Regions from separate parts of the Homo sapiens genome. Here region 2 is linked to region 1. A link is a contact called in ENCODE Hi-C data. All regions are on one chromosome and are shown on one strand. The core of a region is the stretch at or near the end of the contact, and the rest is flanking DNA. Distances in the headings are between cores, read along the strand shown.

What was found. A loop is a pair of places that touch in the nucleus more often than their neighbours do. Pooled maps may share reads with other maps.
Region 2: a map of B cell shows a loop between it and region 1 (31-fold over the local background). The contact joins the promoter of ART4 here to the enhancer-like site in region 1. A Hi-C loop is called at or near these places in 3 of 168 maps with a recorded cell type or tissue (B cell, PC-9 and naive thymus-derived CD4-positive, alpha-beta T cell), 1 of 37 single-sample maps with no recorded cell type and 10 of 50 pooled maps.

Annotation. Positions count from the first base shown.
Region 1 is chr12:14,235,613-14,241,760 of GRCh38, reverse strand. It overlaps the pseudogene MRPS18CP4. Among named protein-coding and RNA genes, the nearest start is that of ATF7IP, 130 kb to the left of the region's middle. RefSeq lists enhancers at 2,363-2,442, 1,597-2,536. Within about 2 kb of position 2,145, at least 19 of the 41 ENCODE cell types and tissues checked have a DNase peak (open chromatin) inside an H3K27ac peak, as active enhancers do; they include B cell and PC-9, where a contact is called at or near this core.
Region 2 is chr12:14,841,664-14,847,582 of GRCh38, reverse strand. ART4 (ADP-ribosyltransferase 4 (inactive) (Dombrock blood group)) reads left to right here and starts at 4,057. Exons shown (of 3, transcript NM_021071.4): 1 at 4,057-4,613. The coding sequence starts at 4,470.

The DNA of each region.
Region 1 (6,148 bases), core at 896-3,395:
CAGGTTCAGGTGATCCTCCCACCTCAGCCTCCTGAGTTGCTAGGACCACAGGTGTGCACCACACTCAGCTAATTTTTATTTTTTATTTTTTTATTTATAAAATATATTAATTAAAAAAAAACAGAGATAGGGTCTTGCTATGTTGCCCAGGCTGGTCTTGGTTTCCTGGGCTCAAGCAGTCCTCTCATCTCAGCCTTACAAAGTGCTAGGATTACAAGTGTGAGCCACCGTACCTGGCCTAGTCAGAAGATTTAAATAACTTTTTTTTTTTTTTTTTGAGATGGAGTCTCACTCTGTTGCCCAGGCTGGAGTGCAGTGGCACTATCTCGGCTCACTGAAATCTCTGCCTCCCGGGTTCAAGCGATTCTCCTGCCTCAGCCTCCTGAGTAGCTGATATGACAGGCATGTGCCACCACACCCAGCTAATTTTGTATTTTTAGTAGAGACAGGGTTTCACCATGTTGGCCAGGCTGGTCTCGAACTCCCAACCTCAGGTGATCCGCCTGCCTCGTCCTCCCAACATGCTGGGTTTACAGCCATGAGCCACCATGCCCAGTGCTTTGTTTCTTAAGTTGTGTGGTCGGAAAAAGGTTATTCTTTATTTTTCCTCTCTAGCTTCAAGGTCCTCTTATCTGTTTTGTGTCCCAGGAGGCAGAGGCTGACCTACATGACCTGCACCAATGAGCTTCCTTGCTCTCTGGCTTCCAATTGGGTCCAGCTAGTAGGGATCGTAAGGAGATGGGGAGGGGTAGAAGAGTAAAGCTGGGCTATCATCCTCATGTTTCTCTTTCGTTCAGGGTTTTCTTATTTACTTAAATAGTCTATGTGAACATGGAGAAAATATGGCAGACACAAATCCAGTTCTTGACACGGGTGTGGTAAGAGTTGGGGGTGGGGTAGAGGTGCTGATATGAGTGCAAGGGAAGGAAAGAAGAAAGAGAAAGCCAAACCCAGAAGGAAAAATAAAAGGATGTAAGGGTCAGATCCGGGCATTTTATGAAAGCTCTCTAGTGAATTCTGTTTTTCATCTAGACAGAATCAGCCAATGCAAACTCTTTGAGGCAGAAGGAGGCCAGCATGGCTGGGCTGGGTGACTGAGGGGCAGGATGGTAGGAGTAGAGGTGAGAGGTGGGGTGGGGACACTGTAGGAAACAGGATTTGGCTCTTACTCTGATGTCTGGACTAACAGCGTTTTGCTAATCTCATCCATAAATTCTCTTATCACTTGGGAGGAGATTTGTCAAACTCTCCCCTCCCCTTCACCGCCACCCTTATGGGGTTAGTCTCACTGTGCCTGGGGCTAAGGAGTGGGGCATTTCTAACCCTCGGCATCTGCGCAAAGGGCTGATGGGTAGTTTCCAAGTCAGAACTGGAAGAACAAGTCAAATCTGGGTTGCCAGTCAGGTGGGATAAATAAAGAATGGGAGCCAAGGTAGGGAGTCAAATGCAGGGCTTTAAGGAACCACGCCAGACAGGAGGGAGGGGCAGCGGTGCAGGCCAGCGGGAGGGAGGGATTCAGGAAGTGAGGCGCAGACATGGCAGTTTAATTTATCTTCATCACAAATCTTGAAATCACTGGAGCAGCTACTTGCCCTCTTACAATCTAGACATCAATCTAGAGTTTCAATTTCCTCTTACCAGTCTTCTATTTTTTCATTTGTAAGATATTCCCCTTGATAAAGAAAAGAGAAGTGAAATTGTTAAAATACCAATTTTCTTTGTTTGTCAGCGTCGCCATCTCAGTCCATTCTCTTCCCACAGCCACAGCAATCTTTCTAGTAAGCAAAGCTGATTGTGTCTGGCTCTCTCTCACATTTACAATAAAATCTAAACTTTTCTCTCTTTTTTTCTCTTTTTTTTGGGGGGTGTCAATAAACCTTCCCTAATTTTATCCCCGCCCCCTTTTAGAAAACGTTCCTGGATCATCGCTGCATTTTTGCTATTCCTTTCTGTAACCTTGCCATTCAAAGAGATGCCATTTGCGGTTACAGCAGTTTTTCAACAGTGGCAGTATTTGAGGTCAGATAATTCATTTGTCGTGGTTGGCTGTCTGTGCACTGTGGGACGTTTAGCTGCATCCCTGACCTTTACCCACTAGCTGCCAGTAGCACTCCTCCAGTGGTGACAAGCAAAAATGTTACCAGACATTTCGAAATCTCCCCCGGGAGCGATATTGCCTCTGGTTAACCATTGGGATAGGGTGTGCTGTTTCATGTCTACCCTCCCCTACGCCTGCTCCTCTTTCTGCAGGCAGTGGCCTTCTCCCTGTGGTTATCCTGGCAAACGCAGGCTCATCTCTCAAAATCTCTGCTCCGTGCTCCCTCCCTGGTGAAGCCTTCCCCGTCTGTCAAGGTGGAGTTAGGCAAGTTGGCCCTCCCATTTAGATGGCACCTTGCTATTAGAGTCAGATCGAATTGTAATTCAATGGAGTTGTCTGTTTCCATCTCAGGCTGAGGGTTTAGAAGGTCAGATTGTTTTTTAGTATTTTGTCTCCTGTACCCAGTTAAGTACCTGGGCCAGAATATTGACATCTAGGTGTATCTTTAACAATTTATGTTTCAATGTTGGAAATGATTAAAACAGTTTAGAAATAACATTTAAAGGCAGATTAATTTTTTTTGCCTCATAACTGATATGATGTCTGTGATATCTAGATTTTAATAAGCCACCACATCTCACATATGATATTTTGTATATGATTTGTGAATAGTTGCCTCTAGTTATTAAACTTGTTTTTGTCAGGTCGGGCCACACAGTCCCACGCCTGTAGTCCCAGCACTTTGGGAGGCCGAGGTGGGAGGATCTCCTGAGCTTAGGAGTTTGAGATCAGCCTAGGCAACATGGTGAAACCCCATCCCTACAAAAAAATATAGAAATTAGCCAAGGGTGATGGTGCATGCCTGGAATCTTACCCCAGAGGCTGAGGCAGGAGGATCACTTGAGCCCCAGAGACGGAGGCTGCAGTGAGCCAAGATAGCACCGCTGCACTGCAGCCTGGGTGACAGAGCGAGACCCAGGTCTCAAAAGAAAATAAAAGAAAAAAGAAACAAATAACAAACTAAGACACAAACACACTCATTATCCTAGGCCTCATTAGGCGATAGAAATTTTTCAGCCCCGTTGTAATCTGTTGTATTTTCAGTCCGAATATCTACTGAACTGTCATGTGTCATGTGAGTGTACTCTTGAATAACCACCTGCATAAAGCCACGCTATTATTTGACAATAATTTAGTATTTCTGCATTTTTAGTTATTTAGGACCAACTATACTTTAAAACGTTATTCCATTTGGGAAGCTCATTATCTATCAATAATAATTGTGAAAAATATTTTTAACATTTGATTTTTAAATACCTTACCAATGCTGCCATCTCCTGGATGCTTTTAAGCACTGTAACAATCAAGGAAGCTTACAGTTCTTAATAGTGGTTTCCAAAAATAACATGATATATGCCTATCAAAAGCTTTTATTTTTTGCCCCGTTCTTTTTCTTTTTATTTTTTTGGTTAGTTTGCAGAAGGCCTGTATACATTTTTACTATTTGCTCCATAAAATAGTTGACTATCTACCTACCTTTCTAACCTCCCACCGCTGGAGACAGAATGGTGTAGTAGTACTGTAGTGTAAAGTGATTATGCTACTTTTATTTTGCCTCTCTAGACCAATATCCACCCTTCTCTACTCTGCTTTGTGTCCTAGGAGGCAGAGACTGACCTATATGGAATGCATCAAGAAGCTATCTTGACTTTTAGCTTCAAATTGGGTCTGGGCAATGGGAAGCACTCAAAGGAAATTAAAGAGAAAGAAGAGCGTAGAGCTGGAGAGTTTATCCCCCCCAGCTCCCTTCTTATGAGGTCCCAGGGCTCTGTCCCTTCAATGAAGGTCATATCCCCAACAAGAGCCCTTACCAAAATAGTTCACTCTATGTTAGGGAAATAGTATTTACATCCTTTCTATATCTTTCAGGCCTAAAGATGATAACAGTACCTAAATGTTGTGAAACCCAGAGCACTTTGCTGTCCCCTGGGGTTATCCTACATTCTGTCCATACCTTTTAGATGCTCCTTTTATTAAATAGCTCCTTAAATTACCTAGCTTGAATATATTTCATTTCGTCCCGACCAAAACAATGAGAATAATGATAGCACTTAACTCAGGCTTGTTACAAGTGTTAAGTAAGTTAAAACGTGATTAATGTTTAAACCATGTCTAAGAAAAGAGATAAAAATGAAAGCAATAGGAAAGAAAATGATAGTGATAGGAGACAAAGATGATCCAATACTAGGATAATTGCTATTTGTTTAGTGGTTAGAAGTTCCCCCAAATCAAATATTTCTATTGAAATTGTCTTTAAATAAACAATTCAGAGATAAAAAAGAGAAAAACTTTTGTTTTAACTGTAAAATAAGTTTATTGGTGGTAACCTTATATAATTTTATTCCTGATAATTGATGTTACAAACTTTGGGGTCTTTGAGGTATGCAGTATCCTTGTATGTAACTTGCATAAACCCCATTATTTGAGCTCTCTTAATTGCTTTTGTGATTTCTTTCCGTGTCTTCCCACAAAGACCTGTTACGTGCCTTCCATAAATGCATCCAGTAAATGGAGAAATAAAATGAGACAAAAGCGGTACATTCTTATAATTTACATGCTTTCCACATGATATCTATGTTAAGCGTGTCTATATAAGAGACCACCTGAGCAGGCTTAGTGTCAGCAACAAGGCTGTTTATTCACTTGGGTGCAAGTGGGCTGAGTCCGAGAAAGGAGTCAGTGAAGGGTGGTGGGATTATCACTGGTTCTTATAGGTTTGGGATAGGCGGTGGAGTTAGGAGCAATTTTTTTTTGTGGGCAGGGGATGGATGTTACAAAGTACATTCTTAAGGGTGGGGAGGATGTTACAAAGTACATTCACAAGGGCAGGGAGGAGGTATTGTCACAAGGAGGGGGTGGGGATGTTACAAAGTACATTTACAAGGGCAGGGAGGGTGTATTGTCACAAGGCAGGGAGGAATGTTATAAAGTACATTCACAAGGATGGGGAATATCACAAAGTACATTATCACAAGGACAGGGGAATGTCACGATGGCTTGATCATGGTGTGGCCAGCTCAGAGGACCTTACATTCCTGTCTTTTTATGTTAATAATGAAGAACTAAAACGAGAAAGAGTAGTGAAAACTTGAGGCGAAAATTTTGGGGGTGGTCTGGAGGGGTGATGGGCAACGTTTCTCAGGGCTGCTTCGAGCGGGATTAGGGGTGGTGCGGGAACCTAAAGTGGGAGAGATTAGACTGAAGTAAGATTTTGGGGTAAGGGGTGATATTGTCAGGTTGTTAAAAGCAGCATTTGCCATATAGAGTGATTAGTGATAGCCTGGATGCGGTTTCGTAGGAATTGAGAGATTAACCGGAAGACACGAGGCCCGAATAAGAGAAGGAGGAAGATAGGTATTAGAGGACTAACAATTGGAAGAAGCAGGATACCCAGTTTTTAGAGAGTGGCCAGGTGGGTCCAGGATAATTAGTTGCCTGATTAGCACGTTTTTGAGCTCTGTCTTTGAGTTTTTTGATGTTATCATATACCAGGCCAGATTGATTTAAGTAAAAACAACACTCTTCATTAAGAAATATACAGAGTCCTCCTTTTTCAGCAGTGAGTAAATCGAGGCCTTGGTGGTTCTGGAGGACAGCTGCAGCTAAAGAGTCAACCTGGGCTTGGAGGACAGATAAAGTTTGTGATATATCTGTAATGCTAGCAGAGAAGTCATTAGAGAGGCTGCAGAATGTTGCGGCAGCGGTTGAGATGCCTGCTATTCCAGTTTCAAGTGCAATAGTGGAGGCAGAAAGTCCTAGACCCACAAGTAAAGGGATTAGTGGGATGACTCTTTTTTGTTGTGTTGGTGTCATGAGGGGGACAGGCAGTTGATCGTTCCCATCTGCAAACTGGATTTTGGGGGTAAGGAAGACTAGAGTACATGTGCCTGTCCAGTTGGCAGGTAGGCACATGTAGGTGGAAGAGCCACATAAAAAGAAGAGACCTTGTGTCAGGCAGAACTGGAAATGTAAAGTGAAAAGGTGAGAGGGTGTACTGAAAGAGGAGACCTGTGCCCAGAATCCCAGCAAGGGCAGCAGCCATTAGAGGTT
Region 2 (5,919 bases), core at 2,808-5,307, 600 kb before region 1:
CCTATGCACCACTAGGAATTCTGCTCTATCTCTCCCAGAATAAATGGCCTTCTTGGGGATGGTACCCAAGCTACTGAAATTTGGAAGCATTTATTCATTCACTCATTCATTCAACAAACACTTACAGAATGTTAGCCGTTGTGAGAGCACATGCAGCAGAAGTTGCTCTGTCAACAATGTTGAGGAAATTCACAGAGGAGTGTTGGGGATGACGATAAGGAAAACAAAGCTCTTTCCTGACACTAAGATCCTATGCTTTTAAAGAAAAAGGTGAGAAAAAGAAAGGGTAAATAACATAATCTGATGATCAACATATAACCAAGCAACCAGATACTATAATAAAGCAATTGCTTTAATAACTATTATTGCAAAAGGTATTGAAACAATAGATGCAAATGTCTCCTGAGAATGGTAAAACTTCTCCCTGTGATTTCCCTGCCAGAACTGCATAATCTGAATCTAATTACCAGGAAATAATGTGCAAGCCCCAGTTGACAGACATTCCACAAAATAACTGGCCAATGCTTCTCAAACCTGCCAAGGTCAAAAGGCACAATAAACACTGAGGAAGTATTGCAGCTTAAAGAGACTACAGAGACTTGACAACTAAGTGCAAATTGTGATCCTGGGACGAGACATAAAGGACATTATAGGAACAGTTAATAAATTTGACTATGAACTATGGATTAGATAACGATATTATATAAATGATATTTGTAATTAACTGTGGTTATATAAGAGAATGTCCCTGTTTTATGAAATAAATGCTGAGGTATTTAAGGGTAAAAGAGCATGATATTTGCAATTTATTCTCAAGTTGTTTAAAAAAAGAGAGAATGATAGAGCAATTGGGGTAAAATATTAACAACTGATTAATTTGGAGAGTGTATCGAAATTCCTTCTACTCTTGCACCTTTTGTGTAAGCATGAAATGTTATCTAAATAAAAAGTTATAAAAATGTGAAATAACTGAGGGAGCTTTGCTCACTTCTGTAAGAGTGTTAAGAGTTAAGAAGGAACTGATAAGTTAAAACGTAGATAACTCAAACCCATTCTGCCTACCAAATTATGGGGTCACTATCAAACAACTTTCCTGTGACTAACAAGTACTTCTGGCAATAAAACACTCCTATTAAATTTAGACACAGATCTGAAGGAGTTCAACAAGATCCAAACAGGAACTACTAAAGGTCATTGCCAAACCTCAAGGACGGTAACAGAAGATAAGTTTCCTCCCTGGGAAAGGCCCTCTAGTGAGTACTGCAACCCATTCTCTGAAAGAAGGTTTAGAATAGTCTAGAATATCTAGAATTTATTCCAGAAAATAGATCTGGAAAATTAGCGAAACCTCTTCTTAAACAGCTGCTTAAAAAAAAAAATAAAGTTAACTTTCACTGTGTTGGACACCCTATGAGTTGTTGGTCTTTCATTTCATTGTCAACAGAACCCTGCAAGACTGGTGTTACCATGTCTACTTTTACATATGAAGAAAATGCAACTGAGAATTAGTGTAATTTGTTCCAACTCACAAAGGTAGGAAGTGATGGAAGTAAAATTCCAACACAAGGTCTGTGCTACTTCAAAACTTATATCCCAACCCATCAAGACAGCACAAATAGGCTGCATTTTGAAGAACTGGGTATCATTAAATGATAACTGAATGCACCCCAAACTCTAAATTAACTAATATTAAATTATTACATGAGAATCTTAATAAGATAGCCCTTAAGGCAAAAGATGACTTTTTATTGACTCCAAACAATCAGAAAACTTAACTTTTCATTTTAATTCAAATATGTTCACATATACACCAGAACTTGAGCTTTTCCCTACCCCAGTTGTTTTCACTGATGGTTCTCTCTCTCTGTCTCTCTCTTTCTCTCTCTCTCCCCACCTTCTCTCTCTCTCCCTACCTTCTCTCTCTCCCCTCCCCTCCCCACTCTCTCGCTCCCCTTCTCTTTTGCTCTCCCCCTCACTCTCTCTCCCTCTCTCCCTCTATCTTTCTCCCTCTCTCTCTCTCTTTCTATCCCCCTTCCTGCTCCCTGCCCCATTCCCTTTTCTGTTCTCCCTCTTTTAGACTGAGTGGTATAAAATGTTACAAAGTTTTCTGCTGCCCTCCAGTGGTCTTATCCTGGAAGTGGCAGTCACGATAGGAAAAATAGCAAAACCTTTATAGAAGATAATAATAAAATGACACACTCTTTTAGAGTGTTTTAAGATCGTGGGCTTCAGGAGACAGAAAAGCACCTGTGATTACTAAAAAGTTATTAAACTTCACAGGGCCTCAACAACCACATTTATAAAGGAAAGGTTAAAATATCTCTTCATGGTCGTCCCATGGGTTGAGATAACATGCAAAAAGGTCTTGAAGTACAGTACTTGCTCAATAAAAGAAAAGTTTCACCTTATTTAAGCCTGACAACTTTCTATAAGGTTAAGGAAACTGAGGCTAAGCACAAATTACTTATTTTTTAAAGTTACCTCAGCCAGCATTGTGGGTAGAACTCAAACTATAATTCAAATTTTCATATTCTAAGTCTAGTTCTCTTCATGACATCTCAATATTCCAAAGTAACAGTTGCTAATAAGGAACCTTAAGAATTGTTAAAGTCTTAAAGGGATATTTTCACACACTGCTAGTGGTTGCCATTAAATCTGAAAAATATGCATTCCATGGATCAGTAGTCACATCTCTAGAACTGCATCTTAAAAATTGTGAGAAACACACAAAAATTTATGTAGTTGAAAACAAGCTAAATATAAGATATTTATTAAATAAACTTTGGTGCAAATAATAATAATTGGTTTTATTTGTTGGAAAATTTCTAGGTGCCAGATGCTATTCTAAGGAGTATGAATGTATCAACACTAAAATGAAGTTGGTACTATTATTATCTCCATTCAACACATGAGGAAACAGAGAGACAGAGAGGTTAAGTAGCTTGTCCAAGATCACACATTTAGGAAGAAGGAGCACCAGGAATTGAACTGAGATGTCTTATTCAAGAGTCCATGTTCTAGTCACTTATCAATCTTCTTCTGAGACTGTCCATGGATCCACCCATGCTGTCCCATTGTGTGGCAGCACCTATGTAATGGAATATAGTGAACCTTTGTTTAAAAAATGTTTCAATAGGTATTAAATTATATAGGGACATGCTTACATTAAAATATTAAGGGGAATAAACAGTATGCAAAACTGCATACTATATTATTTCAGTTCTAGAAACCTGTGTGTGTGTATGTCTAAGGGTGTATAAATCAAAATCCAGACCTAATTAGTGGCTGTCTCCAAGTGACGGGTTATGTGTCATTTTTTTCTCCTTTGTGCTTTCTAAATATTCTGAATATTTGTTAATGAGACAGAACTGCTGTGATCATCAGAAAATTTAGATTAAAAAAATTCAGGGTGCCAAAAAATTCTAGAATACTTAAGAACAGCACTTAGTTTACCTTAAAAGTTAAAAATTGAATCCAGAAGTAAATATTTGCAAGAAAAACAATTATCAAGGATTGCTAACTTTTAGTTTCTTAAATAATGAATCCAGAAGTATAAATACAAAATATTTGCAAGAAAATATAATTATATCAAGGGTTGGGAGGAGAAGAAGGATGTTTAGACTAGAAAGGGTAGTACCTACCTAAAAGAGAGTGCTTAATAGAACTGTGCTGGATTAAGTTTGCACAGTGGACCCTATTTTAACTTATGTCAGCTCTACATAAGCAGTCTCCTGACAGTCGTCATTAGGATTCACTGGAGACTGGAACTGTGCGGACAGAGGGCCTGTCTTCAGAAGAGAAAATGGGGGAAGAGCTTTGAACCCAGAGGTACAATCTCTGGATTGGAGAGTTTCAAAGGTGCCAGGGAAAAGCAGTACAAAGAGCCTTCTTTTTGACAATAACTCTAAAACACACTTTGCTCTGTGAACGCCCGTCCTGGGCAGGGCCTATCAGCAGGGCCAGATGAGCCTATAGACACCCAGGGTGGCGCGTTCCCAGCCGCCCTGCGCATGCCAATCTTATCAGTTTTGATGGAAGCCTGGGGCTCCAGATAATGCTACTTGGCCCCAAACGCTGGACAGAGCATGCTTTTTCCTGTTTGGCTGGGAAAGGGAAGGCTGAACTGCTGAGTCTGACACTTAACAGGACTTCGGCATTCCCCTGAATACAGACTAGATCAGAGATTTTATTTTTTTAATTGAAAAGTAACTTGGGTTCTCTTTAGAAACCCTTATTTGGTGTGCGCATCTGGCTATTTCACAGAGATTTCAGTTTTGCAAAGAAGTCGGAGTTGATTTCTTCCCTCAGACAAGCTATTGGTTGTTGGTGGGCAACAGAAGTTGCTCAGCATAGACAGGGGAAAAAACGGTTACGGATGAGACTGAAAGAAAACCTCAAAGGAGAACTCTGAGAATTCATCTCAGGATGAAGCTGCAAGGGCAAAGGAGAAGTACTTGTGACACAAGCAAATGGGTCCATTGATCAACAGATGCAAGAAGATTCTTCTCCCAACTACTGTACCTCCTGCAACGATGAGAATCTGGCTCCTTGGAGGCCTGCTGCCATTCCTGCTGCTCCTCTCTGGCCTGCAGAGACCCACAGAGGGTTCTGAGGTAGGGGGACAATTGAGGGGGTGATCTCTTTATGATCAGTGCTCCAACAGAGCATTCACCCGGCCACAGCCTTTAAATGGCCGAAAACTTAGGCATTCAGAATCTAGTTTCATTCAGACATTTTAACAAATCATGTTAGTAAAGAGTGTTGAAAACAGTTATGAAAAATTGTAGAATCCTTCACTGTTAGTACACTTGACATTATGGATGCTAGTGGCATAAAGTTATTTTCCTGATCCACTGTAAAAATTAAGTAAAATATTGCTTCCATAGTACAAACAATGCAAAATAAACCAAGTCTATTTGGCTTTAAACTCTAGCATACAGATTGACTTAAGTTTTAAGTGAATATTTTAATAAAGATCTGTGTAACAAAAAACAACCTAATGTTAAGAGATGACAGAGTACATATTTGAGATCTAGTAACATATTAACAAAGTTTCAGAGTTCATCATGACAGTTGACAGAACATTGTATTATTGGTTTGGTTTGGCTCGGCTTGGCTTAAATAGATACCGTAGACCTATTTTAATACCTGATGTGAAGAGTTATTGGTTAAAATCATTTAATCAGTCTTAAAAATGTGTTCTAGTTCACAAACAACTAGCTGACGTCTCATCATAAATAACATAGTAAAAATACCAAATGGGATGTTCTTTAAGTTCCAGTTCCAACATCCTTAACATTGACTGGATGGAATGTGATCCTTTAACATGTCCCTCAATGAGTACTGTTTATTACGAAAACATCATTTCTTTGCCAAGAAAGGAATGTTTTAGAATTTATATAATTTATATATGGCTCTAAATGATAGTCTGATGATATTTTGTGGACTTCTATTCAAATCTGTCATTTCAGTTTAGCATGCACTAGACGTGAATAAACAACATTCTGTTGGCTACCCATTAGAAAGGAATGTCCTTTTCCAGGAGGGGAGGGACTTTCCTAGGCACATTCCTGACCACTGTCCAACCCTTGACTCACTCTGCTGTCCCTGAGGGGGACAAATGTACTTGACTGGTAACATGGGAAAAAACAACTGGGTGTGCTGAGTTTGGCTCTGCTCTTCATCCTCCTGGGAGTTAGCCTGATGGCAAAGGGCATCAGTTCTCTGTTTCCCCATGACAAGAATCTTACCTGGGCAGGCCCCAGTTCAGTACTGCCTGCAAACGAGTCGGTCCCATTCTGGAATTTGCTCTTAACAAGCCACTTGCTATCAGACCTAACAATGTGACTGCTGTAGCGTGCCCTTTTTCAGTAAGAAAACAGATATTTTGGCTTTCATATTTTGCTATTTTTATTATCA